Regions from separate parts of the Homo sapiens genome. Here region 1 is linked to region 2. Evidence: read pairs that join two places in POLR2A ChIA-PET (ENCODE). Cell type or tissue: Caco-2. All regions are shown on one strand. Links, peaks and the distances in the headings refer to the core of each region. The heading gives the core; the rest is flanking DNA. Region 1 holds the start of LOC124906027 (a long non-coding RNA gene). Region 2 overlaps LOC124906027 (a long non-coding RNA gene).

The links. ChIA-PET counts read pairs that join two places held together with the same protein. Peaks named below come from ENCODE experiments on the same cell type or tissue, not always from the same donor. Only the 100,000 strongest peaks of a DNase experiment are listed, where the experiment ranks them.
Region 1: POLR2A ChIA-PET joins it to region 2 with 12 read pairs; 3 of 35 experiments call an interaction of 5 or more read pairs at or near these places.

What each region holds. Positions count from the first base shown.
Region 1 is chr2:78,538,276-78,546,627 of GRCh38, reverse strand. LOC124906027 (a long non-coding RNA gene) reads left to right here and starts at 4,738. Exons shown (of 3, transcript XR_007087117.1): 1 at 4,738-5,056. LOC105374820 (a long non-coding RNA gene) reads right to left here and starts at 1,097. Exons shown (of 4, transcript NR_136312.1): 1 at 1,031-1,097. In Caco-2, for the core only: a CTCF peak has its summit at 4,411 (motif pointing right); a DNase peak (open chromatin) is centred at 4,527; H3K4me3 peaks cover 2,202 bases.
Region 2 is chr2:78,460,432-78,468,783 of GRCh38, reverse strand. All of the region lies in intron 2 of LOC124906027 (a long non-coding RNA gene), which reads left to right. Among named protein-coding and RNA genes, the nearest start is that of SNAR-H, 510 kb to the right of the region's middle. In Caco-2, for the core only: no CTCF peak of the experiment used is centred there; no DNase peak of the experiment used is centred there.

The DNA of each region.
Region 1 (8,352 bases), core at 242-8,241, 78 kb before region 2:
TCTGACTACTTTATAGTAGTCTGACCTCATATAAATGGGATCATGCAGTATTTGTCCTTTATTAACTAGCTTACTTCACTTAACGTTATGTCCTCAAGGGTAATACAGTTGTGTCATATGACATGATTTCCTTCTTTTTACATTTGAATAATATCTCATTGTCTATATAAATCACATTTTCTTTATTCATTCATCTCTCAAAGGACATTTAGGTGTTTCTACCACTTGGCATTTCTGAGTAATGCTGCTATGAATGTAGGAGTGCAAATATTTCTTTGAGAGCCTGATTTCAATTATTTTGGATAAATACCCAGAAATGGAATTGCTGGATCACATGGTAATTATATTTTTAATTTTTTGAGAAACCTCCATACTGTTTTCCATAGTAGCTGCTCAATTTTACATTATCACTAACTACACAGGGGGTTTAATTTCCTCACATCCTTGACAATATTTATCCTTTGTTTTTTCATAGTAGCCATCCTAACAGGTTTGAGGTGATTATATCACTGTGGTTTCAATTTGCATTTCCTTTTATTCCTAGTTTGTTGAGTGTTTCTTTCTTTTTATCATCAGGAACAGGGTTGAATTTTGTGAAATGCTTTTTGTGCATCTATTGAGGTGATTATGTAATTTTCTCTTTGTTCCTTTGTTCTGTTAAATGTGATGTATTATATTGATTGATCTTTATGTTGAACCATCCTTGTATATCTTAGAAATTAATCCCATTTCATCATGGCGTATGATTCTTTTAACATGCTGTAACATTCAGTTTATTAGTATTTTGTTGAGAAATTTGGAACCTGTATTCATCAGGGATATTGGCCTGGAGTTTTCTTTTCTGGTAGGATCTTTTTCTGGATTTTTTATCAGGATAAATGCAGGATTATTTTTGGAATGCTAGAAAATCTTTACTATCGGCCTTACTCTGTCTACCCCCATACACAGAGTTCATAAATTCCCTGTCCGGAAATGAGACTAAGTCACACATGACACTAAAAGCAACATATAAAAATATAGGTGGTGTTACCTTATTTGTTTTTCAGATTTTTTTTCTGCTCCTAGGGTTCTGCCAGAAATGTCAATCTGCCCACTTTCTGAAAAATTTATCCAATTTGTTAGCATTAAAATTATGCAATGAATACAACGGCAATCAAATACAATACAATTTTTTGGGGGGGTGCTATCACAAAGGGATATCAATGTCAATCTAGAAAAAAATTAAAGTTTCAATGAATAAAACAAAGGAAAGAATAATAGTAGGTGTGGACTTATTCATTAGACACTAAAATTTAAAGGTACAGAAGTTAAAATAGGAAAACATTAATAAACAAAATAAGAAATCCAGAAAATTTGAAAATATTTAAAAATATATTTGACATACATGAAAATATAAATATATATTTCACATGTATTTGAAATCTCAGAGTAGAAATGTATAATCCACAACTGTAGTTGGAGGTTTGAAATGCTTCTCTAAATTATCAACACAATAATAAATTTTAAAATCCTCAAGAAGATAGAATAGCTAAGCAGTATCATAAACCGAATGGATATAATTGGCATTTATAGGACACTACCAAATGACAGTAGAATAGACATTATTTTCAAGTTGGTATGAAATCATTCATTAGTATTAATCATCATCTTGTAAAAGATAATGAAACCTTATGTAAAACAATTGAAAGCACACAAGTATGTTCCTTGATCATAATGAAATTAAATCTGCAAATCTGGATCTGCAGATTTAATCTGCAAATTAAATCTGGAAAATCTGCAAATATTTGGAAATCTAAAAATATATTTCAAAGTTATTTAAAAGCTTAAATAGGAAATCTCAATAGATATTAGACAATATTTTGAACTGAATAAAATTTAAAATACAACATTATCAAAAGCAGTGCTTAGAAGGAAGTTTATTGGAATAAATGCTAATATTAGAAAACAAGAAAGTCTCAAACCTAAAATCAAAGCTTTTCTAAGGAAACTTGAAAAATTAAAAACAGTAATTCTAAAGAAATCAGAAGAAAAGAAATAAAAATAGGAGCAGAGAGCAATGAAATTAATAGCAGAACACACACACAAAATGAATAAAACTACAAAAAGATGGTTAATGGGAAAAATGACAAAATTGATAAACTTCTAACTAGTCTGATAAAGAATAAAATGACAGAAGACATACATTTTTGTCAATATTAGAAATAAAACAGTGAATACTACTACAGACCATGCAAAGGTTAAAAAATTAATAAGAAGATGCTGGAAGAAAACTCTATGAACAAAAATATTTACAACTCAGATGACATGGACCAACTTCATGAAAGGGAAAAGTGTCTTCGTCCCTTCTGTTGCTATCACTGAATTCCTAAGACTAATTAATTTATAAAGAAAATGTTTCTTAGAGTTCTGGAGGCTGAGAAGTCCAAGATTGGGCAGCCACATCTGGTCAGCTTCTGGTGAGGGCCTGGTGCTGCATCATTACCTGACACAGGGCATCACAGGGTGAGAGAGGTGCACTGAGAGCCAAACTGGTTGTTATAATGGACCTGCTCCCATGGTAACTCATTAATCCACTTATCCATTAATCTATTAATCCATGAATACATGAATCCATTTATGAGGGTAGAATCCTCATGACACAACTTCTTAAATGCCCCATCTCTTAATACTGTTACATTAGAGATCAAGTTTCAACATGAGTTACAGAGGGACAAAACATTCAAATCATACCAGAAAGCTATCAAAATTTACTCAAAAGTAAACTTATTAAGAAACTTAAAATAATGGTTAAAATGGTATGGGAAAGGACATTTTATGCACAAGTCATGTCACTGGGAAGTAATATCAAGCATTTAAAGAAAAAAGTCAACTCCAAAAAAGTTAAAAAATGAACAGGAAGAAGACCTTTCCAATTTCTGAGTCAAGAATAGCTGTGATATCAAAACCAGATGGAAGATAGTACAAGAAAATGAACATACAAACAGACAAATTTTCATCATGAACATAGATCTGAAAATCCTCAAAAAATATTAGCAAACTGAATACAGCAATATATAAAAAGAATATTATACCATAACCAAGTAGGTTTTATTGTAGCAATAATAACTGGTTCAATATTCAAAAAATATATCAATGTAATACATTATATCATCAGTATAAAACAAATAAAAATGTGATTATATTAGTTGATAGAGAAATAGCATTTGAGAAAATTTAACATCTGTTCATGTTAAAAGCTGCCAGTAAACTTGGAACATAATAGAATGTTTACAAAATTTACTTAACCTACCTAACCTCATATTTAATAATGAAGTACTGAAAGTTTTCTCTTAAGATCAGAAAAAAAAAAAAAACCATGAATGTCTACTCTCATCATTGATATTAAGCATTATACTGGAAATCCTAGCCAGCATAATAAGGCAAGAAAAATAAGTAAAATGGCACATATATTTGAGATGAATTTCCAAGGTGTTCCTCGTGCTTCTTGTATTTGGATGTCTAGGTCTCTAGCAAGGCTGGGGAAGTTTTCCTTGATTATTCCCCAAATATGTTTTCCAAAATTTTAGATTTCTCTTCTTCCTCAGGAACACTTTAGGTCCCTAGTTTTGGTTGTTTAACATAATCCCAGGCTCTTTGAAAGCTTTGTTCATATTTTCTTATTCGTTTTTCTTTGTCGATGTTGGATTGGGCTAATTTGAAGACATTGTCTTCGAGCTCTGAATTTCTCTCTTCTACTTGTTCAATTCTATTGCTAAGACCTAACAGAACATTTTGCACTTCTATAAGTGTATCCCATGTTTCCTGAAGTTTTCATTGTTTTTTCTTTATGCTATCTATTTCCTTGAATATTTCTCCCTTCACTTCTTGTTTCGTTTTTTAGATTTCCTTGCACTGGGCTTCGCCTTTCTCTGGTGCCTCCCTGATTAGCTTAATAACTAACCTCTTGAATTCTTCTGCAGGTAAATCAGGGATTTCTTCTTGGTTTGGATCCATTGCTGGTGAGTTAGTGTGATTTGGGGCGGGGGTGGATGTTAAAGAGCCTTGTTTTGTCATTATCAGAGTTGGTTTACTTGTTCCTTCTCATTTGGGTAGGCTCTGTCAGAGGGAAGGTCAAGGGGTGAAGGCTGTTCAGATTCTTTTGTCTCACAGGGTGTTCCCTTGGCGTAGTACTCTCCCAATTTTCCTATGGATGTGGCTTCCTAAGAGCCAAGACCCAGCAAGTTTACCAGGCTCCAGGACTGGTACTGGGGGTTGTCTGCAAAGAGTTCTGTAATGTGAACTGTCTGTGGGTCTCTCGGCCATGGACACCAGTACCTGTTCCAGTGGAGGTGGCAGGGGAATGGGATGGACTCTGTGAGGGTTCTTAGCTTTGGTGGTTTAATGCTCTATTTTTGTGCTGGTTGGCCTCCTTACCTGGAGGTGGCGCTTTCCAGAGAGCATCAGCTATGGTAGTCTGGAGAGGAACCGGCAGTGAGTGGGGCCCTAGAATTCCCAAGAGTATATGGCCTTTGTGTTCAGTTACCAGGGTGGGTAGGGAAGGACCATCAGGTGGGGGCGGGGCTAGGCGGGGCTAGGCGTGGCCGACCTCACACTCTCCTTGGGCAGGACCTGCTGCAGCTGCTCTCGGGGTTGGAGGGGAGGTTCCTAGGTCAATGGAGTTGTGTACCTAGGAGGATTATGGCTGCCTCTGCTGAGTCATGCAGATTGTCAGGAAGTGTGAGAAAGCCAGCAGTCACCGGCCTCACCCAGCCACCCTGCCGCCATTAACAGCACTAGGCAGGCAGTGCGCAGAGCTGAGAACTTGCCCCAGGTTACCCGCCTCCCAGCTGCTAAACAAAAGGGAGGCTTTTCAGCTGGTTCAAATTGTTACAAAGTTCAGCTAGAGATTTGCTTTTACCTGCGGCGTTTTCCCCATACCACTGGCTGCCCTCCCGAAGAATTCCTGTGATGCCAGGCAGGAATGGCCTGGTTGGAGACCAGCTAGCTCCCAGGGCCTTTCCCGCTGCTTCCTCTACCCCTGTATTTCGCTGGGCTCTCTAAATGGATTCAGCTCCAGGTAAGGCCAGAATCTTCTCCTGCAAACTAGACCTTCTATTTACCCAGGAGGTGTGTGTGTTGGTTTGGGATGGTTGGGGAGGGCAAAAGCTCTCCCTTTCCCACTTCCGCAGTTTGGGCACTCACAGTATTTGTGGTGTCTTCCGGGTCCTGCAGAAACAGTCTGCTTCCTTAGAGGGTCTGTAGGTCCTCTTAGGATTCCTGATTTATTCCTGTAATCGTTCTGGAGCTAAAATACACTATGCGAACCCCCGCACACTGCTCTGTCTGTCAGAGTCAGAGCTTCAATCTAGTTCTGCATGCCGTCCGCCATGATGGACCCAAAGTGAATGGCACATATATTTGAAAAAAAAAACACAATGATTTCTCTTCACTCATGACATGATTATCTATTATAAACTTTCAGTGTTTTTTTTTTTCTAAAAAATGTCCTAAAACTAATAAGAGAATAATAAGATCACAAGTTACAAGTTTGGCATACAGGAATCAATTGCATTTCCACATATAATAATTTTGACATAATAAGCAATTAGAAACTAAAATGTCAGTATTATTTAGAATAGCTCTGAAATATAACAAGAATAGTTGTGAAAATATGAAATACAAATCTCACAGAAAATGTACAAGATCTGTCAGCTGAAAACTATGCAATATTGATGAAAGTAATCAAAGACCTAAATAAATGCAGAGACATAACAGGTTCCCAGTTTCGAAGTCTCAGCGTAATAAAGAAGTCTATTCTCCTCAAATCAGTTTATGAACTTAAAGTTAGTCTAATCAAGGTCCCAGTAGGTGGTTTCATTGATATTGACATGGTAAATCAAAAGTTTATATGCAAAAGTAAAGGAACTCCAAAAGATGAACAATTTTGGAAAGAAGAATACAGTTGGAGAAATCACAATACTGGATTTTAAGCCTTACTAAAAACCTGCAGTAAAACAGACAGTGTGAGATAGAATGATAGATCAATGGATTAAAATAGAGATTACATAAATATACTCAAATGTACTTGTGCTTCTCCTATACTTCCCCCAGTAGAAGTCTACTGTTACTTGTTTTTCAAAAAGCTAGATAGCCTAGTGGTAGGAAGAAATAAGCTGTGATCTCTGTTGTTCTGGTTGAACCTCTGTCTTAGGCATGCACTGTTTTCTTGTGTTTAGGGACTTCTTTAACTCTGCCCCTTCTATGGCTGCAGATACGGGGTCAGTGCGTAATCCTGTTTCTCCCACAGGACTACAAATTTCTTTTTCTTGTTCCTTTATCCCTTATTCAATGAGATTTCACCAATGTCCTTATAGGTTTTCCCCTATAGATTGAGGCTTTTGTTTCATGGTGGGGATAGTGAAGAAAATCCAGGCAAAATTTTTTGCTGCTTTTGCATAGGTGTGTTCTTTTTGTCTTCCAGGTCTGTCCTGCTACTTAGAGCTTTTTTTTTTTTTTTTGAATAGTATTTTCTGTAAGCATCCAATGGAGTTCATGGAGGAAAACAACCTAAAAGAGGTTACATATTGCCCCAGTTTGTTTGCTTGTTTGTTTGTTTGCCTGCATCCTAGGTATTTCATATTTCTGCATCAGCCTGCACTCCATTTTCACTCATTTTTTTCAATTATTCTATATTCTAACTGTTCATACCCGTAACTGGTTGCATTTACTCCAGATGTGCACATCCTCTCTTCTCTCTCCCCATGCAGACACCTCCTTAGGTTTTGGGTTGCTGGTTGTTATGGTACCTCAGCTTCTTTTTGTTAGATTAAAAAAAAGTCATAATTTGAATTTAATCCAGCTCTTTGTCTAGGTCTTCATGGCTGTGAAGATGGGAGTAATGCTTCTTCCAACCTGGGATGGAAGGTAGAATTCCCTTGCAAGTTAAAATTTTAAAAATAATTTACCAGTTAATGTTTTTAAAAGTGAATTAGTCTCATTCATCTTATTTTGCCTTATTTTAGAATTTTTTTTTTTAATTGAGACAGAATCTTGCTCTGTTGCCCAGGCTGGAGTGCAGTGGCACCATCTCAGCTCACTGAAACCTCTGCTTCCTGGGTTCAAGCGATTCTCCCACCTTAGTCTCCCAAATAGGTGAGACTACAGGTGTGCACCACCACGCCAGGCTAATTTTTGTATTTTTAGTAAAGACAGGGTTTCGCCATGTTGGCCAGGCTAGTCTCGAGCTCCTGACCTCAGGTGATTTGCCCGCCTCAAGAAAAATGTTTTGAGAGAATCATAGGTTCATGTAGAGTTGTAATAAATAATAAGATTCTGCATACCCTTCACCGGGTTTTTTCTGTGGTAATATTTTACATAAGCATAGCGAAATCAGCAAATTAATATGGATAAAAGGCACCAACATTATTTAGAATCCACAGTTTTACAAGCACTGATTTGTGTAATTCATGTGCTTGTGTGCACATATCTGTATGTGCATATATTTATTTCTATTCAATTTTATCGGATGTGAAGATTCACGTGACAACCACAGTCAAGATACAGAACAGATAGTTTCATTTCAGGGATCTTTCCTGCTATACTTTTACAGAAACATCCATCTTCCTTCCATCATTTCCTTCTCCAGTTCATAATCCCTGGAAATATCATATCTCTTCCTTTTCTCTCTAATTTTGTAACTTCAAAAATGTTCTATAAATCGAACAGGTATATCTAACCTTATGATTGGAGATTTTTACTCAGTAGAATTATCTTTATACACAAGTTGGTCTGTTTCTTCTTATTGCTAATTAGTGTGTATTCTGTGGTGTGATTGTACCACATTTTGTTTAACCATTTACCTGGTGGACATTTGAGTTGCTTCCATTTTGGAGCTATTATGAATAAAGTGACTATGGGCATTAGTTATATACAGTTTTTTGTGTAAACATCAGTTTTTCTGTCTCTGATACAAATGTGAAGGAGTACAGTTCTGGGTTGTGTGGTAAGCGCATGCTTAGTTTGTAAGAAACTGACATACTCTTTTCTAGAGTGCCTATGTGATTTTGTATTTCCATTAGCAAATGTGAGTAATGCAGTTCCCCTACATCTTCATCAGCATTTGGTGTTATCATATTTTGTTTATTTGTTAATTTTTAATTTAGTCATGCTGATATGTACATAGTGATATCTCATTTGGCTATTGATTTGCATTCCCTGAGGCTAATGATGTTGAACATCTTTTCATGTTGTCATCTGTTTATACTTCTTAGTGAAATGTCTGCTGCTTCTGCATAATTTTAAATTAGATTATGTTTTTATTGCTGAGTTTTGAACTTCATATATTCTAAATCAAGTGCTTTCTTGCTAGTGTAA
Region 2 (8,352 bases), core at 277-8,276:
TTATGTTAATGGTGTTTGAAAATGTTATGTGAACATCCTCTAGTGCTGTTCTAGCTGTTCCGCTATTGCTTGAGTTTTTTTTTTTTCTTCTTCTTCTCCTTTAGATCCTTAAATGTGAATGTACTATGTCATTCCTTGTTGCAGTTGATTGTGTCATTCTTCCATTTCTTCTGTTTCCTCACTCATGTCTCTTGATGGCCCCTCTAAGAAACTACTTCCCTGACTGCATGATCAAGGAATGGCAAGGAGAGAACACACAAGGGCGAACATGGGGATGCTGGGACTCTGGCTCTAGAAGATCTCCACCTGTGCCTTGGAGAGCTTATTACACTAATAATGAGAAACTCTTTTTTTTTTTTTTTTTTTTTAGTTTAATGCTTAATGTTGTTGTTTTTTTTTTAATTATTATACTTTAAGTTTTAGGGTACATGTGCACAACGTGCAGGTTTGTTACATATGTATGCATGTGCCATGTTGGTGTGCTGCACCCATTAACCTTTCATTTAACATTAGGTATATCTCCTAATGTTATCCCTCCTCCATCCCCCCACCCCACAACAGGCCCTGGTGTGTGATGTTCTCCTTCCTGTGTCCATGTGTTCTCATTGTTCAGTTCCCACCTATAATTGACAACATGCGGTGTTTGGTTTTTTGTCCTTTCGATAGTTTGCTAAACTGTTTAGACCTCGCTTCTACCTTTCTCCTGGTCATCTTGCATAAACTTATTGAACAATTCTGAGTTAGCATGGAGCTTCTACTGATTTCAAAGTCTTTCTTTTCATATTGAATTCAAAGAAAATATTGTTGTCTCATATTATATACAAAAACAAATTGTGCTAAGAACAAACCTTGAGATTTTAAAGATAAATTGAATTTTCTTGTGGTTGCTTTCAAATTATTTTTGGGCACACTTTTAACTCAAATGATATTTAAACACATTAGCATGGTGAAGATTTTGATTAACAGAGGATGTCCCAAAGTTTCATAGAGCTTGGGAGTATCAACAATAATAATTTTTCATAACTAGTAGTTTGTGAAACATTGTTTGGCAGATGTTTCTCCAGTTCACATAATATTAAGCCAATATCTGAATGTTGTAAAAGTTCAGAAAATATTTAAACACTTAATATTGAAGGAATGAGAGCATATATAGCCAGTTCATTTAAGGTGAAACAAAAAAATAAGATTTAGAATAGTTAGAAGAAAGTTAAATACACACACACACACACACACACACACACACACGTTTTCATATGACTCTCCATGATGAATACCACATGCATATTTATATTTTATGATTTAATATATAATAAAATAATCAAGCTTATTAACTTGTAGGTGCAGTTGTATTTTCTAAAATGTAACGTGGGACAACGTTGTTTATGTTTTGAAATGAACACACACAAAGGAGATAAGCTATGTCTCCATTTTTCCTTAAGGCATCCTAGAGGATCAAGAGGTTTCATTTCTACTTCCCTCTGTTTTCTGAAGCTTTGTGCTGAAATTACTTTTCTAATTAAAAGCAAATTAAATCATAATTTCTTCCAGGCAAACACACATATACACAAAAACAAGAATGATTTGCATTACAATTAGAACTCTTTCCATAGTTAGTCAAAGATAATGAGAGTTAAAGGATTCATACACTTGGATAATATGCAAAATCATAATTCAAAATATAAATTAATGTACTCAGAGAGTATTAAAAATTCATTTCAAATATCAGCTCAAATTGTCAGGTAATTAAACTAATGCTTTATTGTATGACATGATTATAGAGAACCTCCATATTTTCTGTTGTTCTGATAGCAATGAAATGCCTTGACAACGTAGTTACTGAAAGGAACTTCCAGTAGAAAAATAGGCTTAAAATTTTTTTTTTAAATAAGAAAATGTATCAGTTTCACCAATAATATCTCAAATAATAATTTTTTTTAAATAGGTAAATAATAAATTTTTTGTAAATATGATGTTGTATAGCTTTGAAAATTATTTTCACAAGGATTAACTGTTTTGATCAACTATGATAGTAAGAACATGACCATCATTCTTATTAGGAAGATTAGTAAACAGGTAATTAATTAAATATCATTACATGTATTAGATAATTGATAAACTATTTAATGACATAATTGCAAACATTCCAGTCAAAATCGAGCTCAATAATTCTCAGACCAAATTGTTATCATGTGTTATTTTTAAATGTATAATCTCAACTTCCCTTTATTTGAAAGGCTTTTAAATTACTGGTAGGTAAAAAAGGAGCAAGCTATCCTGCATTTAAACCTAACTTCAATTTTATGTTGGGTTAATATGTGGAAGATACTTAATGATTCTGAGTTCAATATTAATGTGTATCTTAGATTTCAAGTGATAAAAAGCCAACTCAAATCAGTTTTCAAATAAACAAAAAAAGGAAAAGGGGCATTTATCTGACTATGCCATTTTAAAGGCAAAAGGTACACTAATACAACTGAATATGGACCTCAAAGATTCATTTCCTCTGGCTCTTTCTCTTATCTCTTGATTTTTCCTCCCATAGTACATCAAATTCATTCTCAGAAAGACTCTTCTTCATAAGGAATATAGTTATCACTAGCTTTTTATCTCTCACAGTAAAAAATAAAGATATTTTCAAAAGATGAGATACCCAAGCTCCTTGGGAATGAGATGAGATATTCTCAAGAGAATATCTTGGGATATTCTGTGGAAAATTACAAGTAAAACTCTGGTCATGCTTTTTTTTTTTTTTTTTTTTTTGCCCATCTTTGAAATAATTATCAGTGGAGTGGATTCAAGTATTCCAGCTGGCCAGGTTGAGCTAACTATTCTCCATGTGGTGGCAGTAGCAGGCATCTCTGTATGCTTGACAGCTCCTTAAAATTATGATAGTGAAAGGGAATGAGTCACATCAGACCCAAGTGTTGCAGATTGCTTGACAAATATTTTATATATACCACATTATTCTTATGACTGCCAAACATTCCTACACGCTTCTTTCTATATATGCATACTTACACCAAAAACTCCCCCGCTATATACCATAACGCTATGTACCCTCATCAAAAGAAGCTTTCTTCAAGTTTTTCAAGTTACTCGACTCAGTTTCAAATATCCGCTGCCAAGATGATGTTCATTGTTGTCCATCATTGCTTGGCAAGTGATGACGAAGAGATAAATATCATCAACCCTAATATACTCAAAAAGTTTGTAATAACCTATTTATAGATTACATATAAAAGAATGTTGAGTAAAAAGGGGAGGAAAGCCTTTGACAAGAATGTTTTTTAACTTACAAATGTGGGTGTGAAAGAAAATATCACATTATTTTATTTTCTATGAATCAACGTTTTATTTCAAGTCCCTACTCCTTCAAAATAGTGAGAAATCCTACCACGGAGAGCATTGTCCCGCTTCCCTTAATAGCTGTGAGATTCAGAGTATTGAAATATTGGGAGTGGGAGATACAGAACTACTTGTAGGAGAGAGACCCCCATTGATTATTATGAGGACATGCAATATCCTTTATCTATACTATATGCCTTCTTAAAAAATCTTACAGTGTTGTCTTCTAACAATTCATTTCATCCCCCAAATGGAGGTTCTGTTAACATTTTTCTTGCATGCAGTGCAAACCTAGATATTTTTGGTGAAAATTCCTCCAGGATATCCAAATCATAGGTAGTTGAATCTGCACACTTATTATTTTACAAAGTAAAAGGTGAGAAATTTCTCATTTTTGAAGAACTTTCTCTTTTCTTATGATTCATATCACAGAAAGTTATTTCTGTATTATATGTTGAGAGGACTAGTCTAAAATGGTAGGCAGATATTCAAAATGAGGTCCTGAGGAATTTGCAAACTACGCTGTTTGTTATAGTTTAAAAAATGACTTTCATGATTATGCATGGTGAGACATATGTCATATGTAGATATCTTGGTTTCACGTCTTCCAGTATTTCCCAGTAACTGTGAATTCAGTCTAATTTTATCATTTATCATAAGTACTACTTTCAATGGGACCAAGGTCAGCCCCTAATGTGTTATCAGATGAGGAATTAAGTCTGCCAGCAAAGGTATGAATATTTTGCAAAGTATAACTGTTTCTTGATAGTAATCTTCAACCCAGACTCTGGTTTACAGAAGATCGGTTGAATTAGAAACCTATATTGCTTTTAAGAACAGTGAATTAGAAATTGGATCTTGTATTCTTACACTTGTTGTGTAATTGTAATTTGTAATACAAATAAATATGTGTATTACACATAATCGTGAATAATTATAAACTTAATAATGTTAGTGTGACTATGCAGATAAATGTAAGCAATATAAACAGTCAAATTTCTATTTCTACCAAAGTCCACTCTAGTCATACTTTTATCTATTATTTTTGCTTTTTGTTGAAGTCTCTGATAAACCACTGCTACCTGGAGAGACAAAGTAACATTATTCTCCATTTCATTTATGGCATGTGCTGCCTAATTATGACCATTGAAAGTAATAATTAACTCATTTTCAAGACAATTCTTAAATTCAATAAAAATGCACATTAGCTTTTGTGTGTGTGAGAGTCAAGGTGTAAGAAATAGGCAGAGAAGATTTTTCAATTGCAATCTAAGGATTTATGCTTTCTAAAATGTGTTCTGTTCATGTTAGTGTACATTACATATACTTAAATAGTTCCAGGAATCAAGAAGTTAAAGAAAGGCAGATTTCTTTTGTAATTCTCAAAGTTTTTCTATTCTAAAGTACAATTTGAACTTCCAGGATGAGTAGGAAAATTCTGTGTTTCTCAGGCTATTTGACAATGAGCCATTCTTATGGCTTATTCCATTGAACAGATACGGGACATTTCAATATAGACATATTATATTAGAGTTGTAAGTATCCTTGCAAATTACCTAGCTGAGCACATTTATTTTATTGATGAGAAAATGGAGGCCCAGAAAAAATTTTCTAAATTTGCCTAAATTCTACTTAATAGCAGAATAAGGAATATTCTCATTTCAGGTGAGGGATTTAGAATAACTCCTAAAACTGAAGACTGTGTTGGAAAAATCCCTCAGTTCTCAGCTTTGGAAGTTACTCTCACATTGCTTTAGAATATTCCAGTGTTGGCCAATAGTGAGTTTAATTTTAAAGATTGCTTTGCTATTCAAGTTATGATAAAAAACAAAACAAAAATATTAAAGGTCTCACTATCAAAAATTAGAGCCTGGAAACTAGGGAAAGGTGACATTTACACTCTATCCTTGAAATAATTTTAGCAGGACATGTAACAGTTGAGACAAGACTAGAGGATACTTCCTGTAATGTATACAACAATGTGGGAGGTAAGGAAATGGGACCTTAGCACAATTCCAATAACAATGTCAAGCTGAAGAGGGAAAGGAATGACAGTGAGGGTATATGAGAAATAATTTAAATGGGGCAGGTTTCTTTAGACCTTGAATGACTTATCCCCAACGAAAGCTTCGTGGTTGGAAAGGGGGAAAAGTCTTACTCTGGCTAATTCTTAATGAGGTTAGATTTACCAATTAGTAGTGTTAGTACTAGATAAGGAAAGTCTTTGTAACCTATATATTTGATCTAGAAAGAATTTGAGATCAACCTGGAATACAGAATACATAAATTCTACCCCCACTTAGCCACTGGTTTATGTGACATCACTGAGATACAGCACTGAGGAGAGATTAGACAGTTCAGGTTTTTCCTGAAGGTGAACATGGGAGAGTAGAATATATGTGTTTCAATTCTTTTTTTTTTTTAATAAAACAATATGTTTGTTACCCAGGGTCAGAGTTTACCTAATATATTTTGGTAATCTCTTGGTCTACCAATGATTTCATGGGTCAACTTCCCATACATCCACTTGGAGTCAATAAAATGGAAAATGCAGTCTCTCAAGGCCATTTTGGAGACTCTTTGATTTTTCCATCAGAAATCTGAAAGATACCAGGGTTGATTATTACCTCAATTCATTTTAATCCAAAGCCACACTGTACAGTAGATCAGTACACCAACTGCTTCATTCTTTTTTCAATTTCCCACCTTGCTAGTTTAGAATGAACACTAACTTACTGTGCTATATGTGCGCACACTACAATATCACTGACTTTTTTTTCAAGTTTTTTATCATCCTTTCAAAGCAAGCATGCTGATTCCACAGAAAATATTTCTTTCCTGAAAATAAATCTGCCATTTATTTTCTCAAAGAGCTATTATGCTTTATATTATAAAAAAGCAAAACAGCTTCCCTTGTCCTCTTGTTCTTCCTTTTTGTCTGTTTCTTTATCTGTCTCTTTACCATTTTATTTCCAGGAAGAGATCTTTATAGGGGTCTTTCTTCAAAGAAAACTGATAAAATTTCTTTATTGTATTTTTTTCTCTGAACCAGATTATCTTCTGCATCATGACGTTCCAAAGTTCTAGAATATCATAGTAATGCCTAGAAAAGTCACATTTGTCACCTCACAACCCTTAATTTAGAAAACACAAGCAAATCCTTAGCAATGAACATGAATACCTCAGAAGTTAACATTCTATACAACCTTATACCATAGCATCATCATCAAACCAAAGTTATGCTTGAGAATCAATACTTAATATAATACAGACCCAAAATTATCTTACTCGTCAATGTATAGCCTAGATATGGTATTATCTGAGGAGAAAAAAAGAGAAGGATAGTTTTTATTTTCAGGCAATACGTGAAAGTTCTCCAAAGTCCCACTTATGAGCATATCCTCAAAATGTTAATTAGGACACTAAAATTATATTATGGTAGGAAAACTTTGTAATAGCTCTAAAATTATTTTCTCTCTGCAATAAAATCTCACATAATTTAGAAATTTGTAAAATGTCAGCACTAGTTTGCTGATCTTTCTTGAGAACACTTTCTTCACTTATATTTACATTGTTAAACATCCATTTCCATTTTCTGGAGTGCCTTTCCTGCTAAAAAGCTAAAAAAAGGTCTTTCTCTCATTCAGAAACTTGAAAGTCTCACCCTTTCTTTTTAAATCCAACATTAATAATGAAAAGACTGATATCAATTAGATTCTTCTTTCATTTGACTTTTTCACTTCATTCTTTTTTGTGTGTTTTTAGAGCCTTTTTTTTTTTTAACTTTAAGTTCCAGGATACATGTGCAGAACATCCAGGTTTGTTACATAGGTATACATGTGCCATGGTGGTTTGCTGCACCTATTTACCCATCTTCTAAGATCCCTCCCATCACCCTCCACCCTACAACAGGCCCTAGTATGTGTTATTCCCCTCCCTGTGTCCATGTGTTCTCATTGTTCAACTCCCACTTATGAGTGAAAACATGCAGTGTTTGGTTTTCTCTTCCTGCATTAGTTTGCTGAGGATGATGGCTTCCAGCTTCATCCATGTCCCTTCAAAGGACATGATCTTATTCCTTTTTTATGGCTGCATTGTATTTCATGATGTGTATGTACCATATTTTCTTTATCTAGTCTATCATTTACAGACATTTGGGTTAGTTCCATGACTGCGCTATTGCAAATAGTGCTGCAATAAACATACATGTGCATGTGTCTTTTTAGTAGAATGATTTATATTCCTTTGGGTATTGCACAGTAATGGGATTTCTGGGTCGAATTGTATCTCTAACTAAAGAGCTTCTGCACAGCAAAAGAAACTATGATCAGAGTGAACAGGCAACCTACAGAATGGGAGAAAATTTTTGCAATCTACCCATCTGACTAAGGTCTAATATCCAGAATTTACAAGGAACTTAAACAAATTTACAAGAAAAAAAACAACCCCATCAAGAAGTGGGCAAAAGATATAAACAGGCACTTCTCAAAAGAAGACATTAGGAGAAATACCTAATGTAGATGACGGGTTGATGGGTGCAGCAAACCACCATCGCAAGTGTATACCTATGTAACAAACCTGCACGTTCTGCACATGTATCCCAGAACTTAAAGTATAATAAAAAAAAAGGAGATATTTACGCAGCCAACAAATGTATTTAAAACAGCTTGACATCAGTGATCATTAGAGAAATGCAAATAAAAACCCAATGAGATACCATCTTATGCCAGTCAGAATGGTGATTATCAAAAGTCAAGAAACAATAGATGCTGGTGAGGCTGTGGAGAATAGGAACATTTTTAAACTGTTTGTGGGAAGGTAAATTACTTCAACCATTGTGGAAGATAGTATGGTGATGCTTCAAGGATCTAGACTTCATTCTTTAAATGTTTTTATTATCTTCTTTTTAAGCTTGGTGTTTTATTCTTCCAGAGCTATTCTTTTTTGTAAATATTTGTTTCTCTCATCATCTAAGTAAATTTCCTTGTATTATTTCTCTTATTTCTA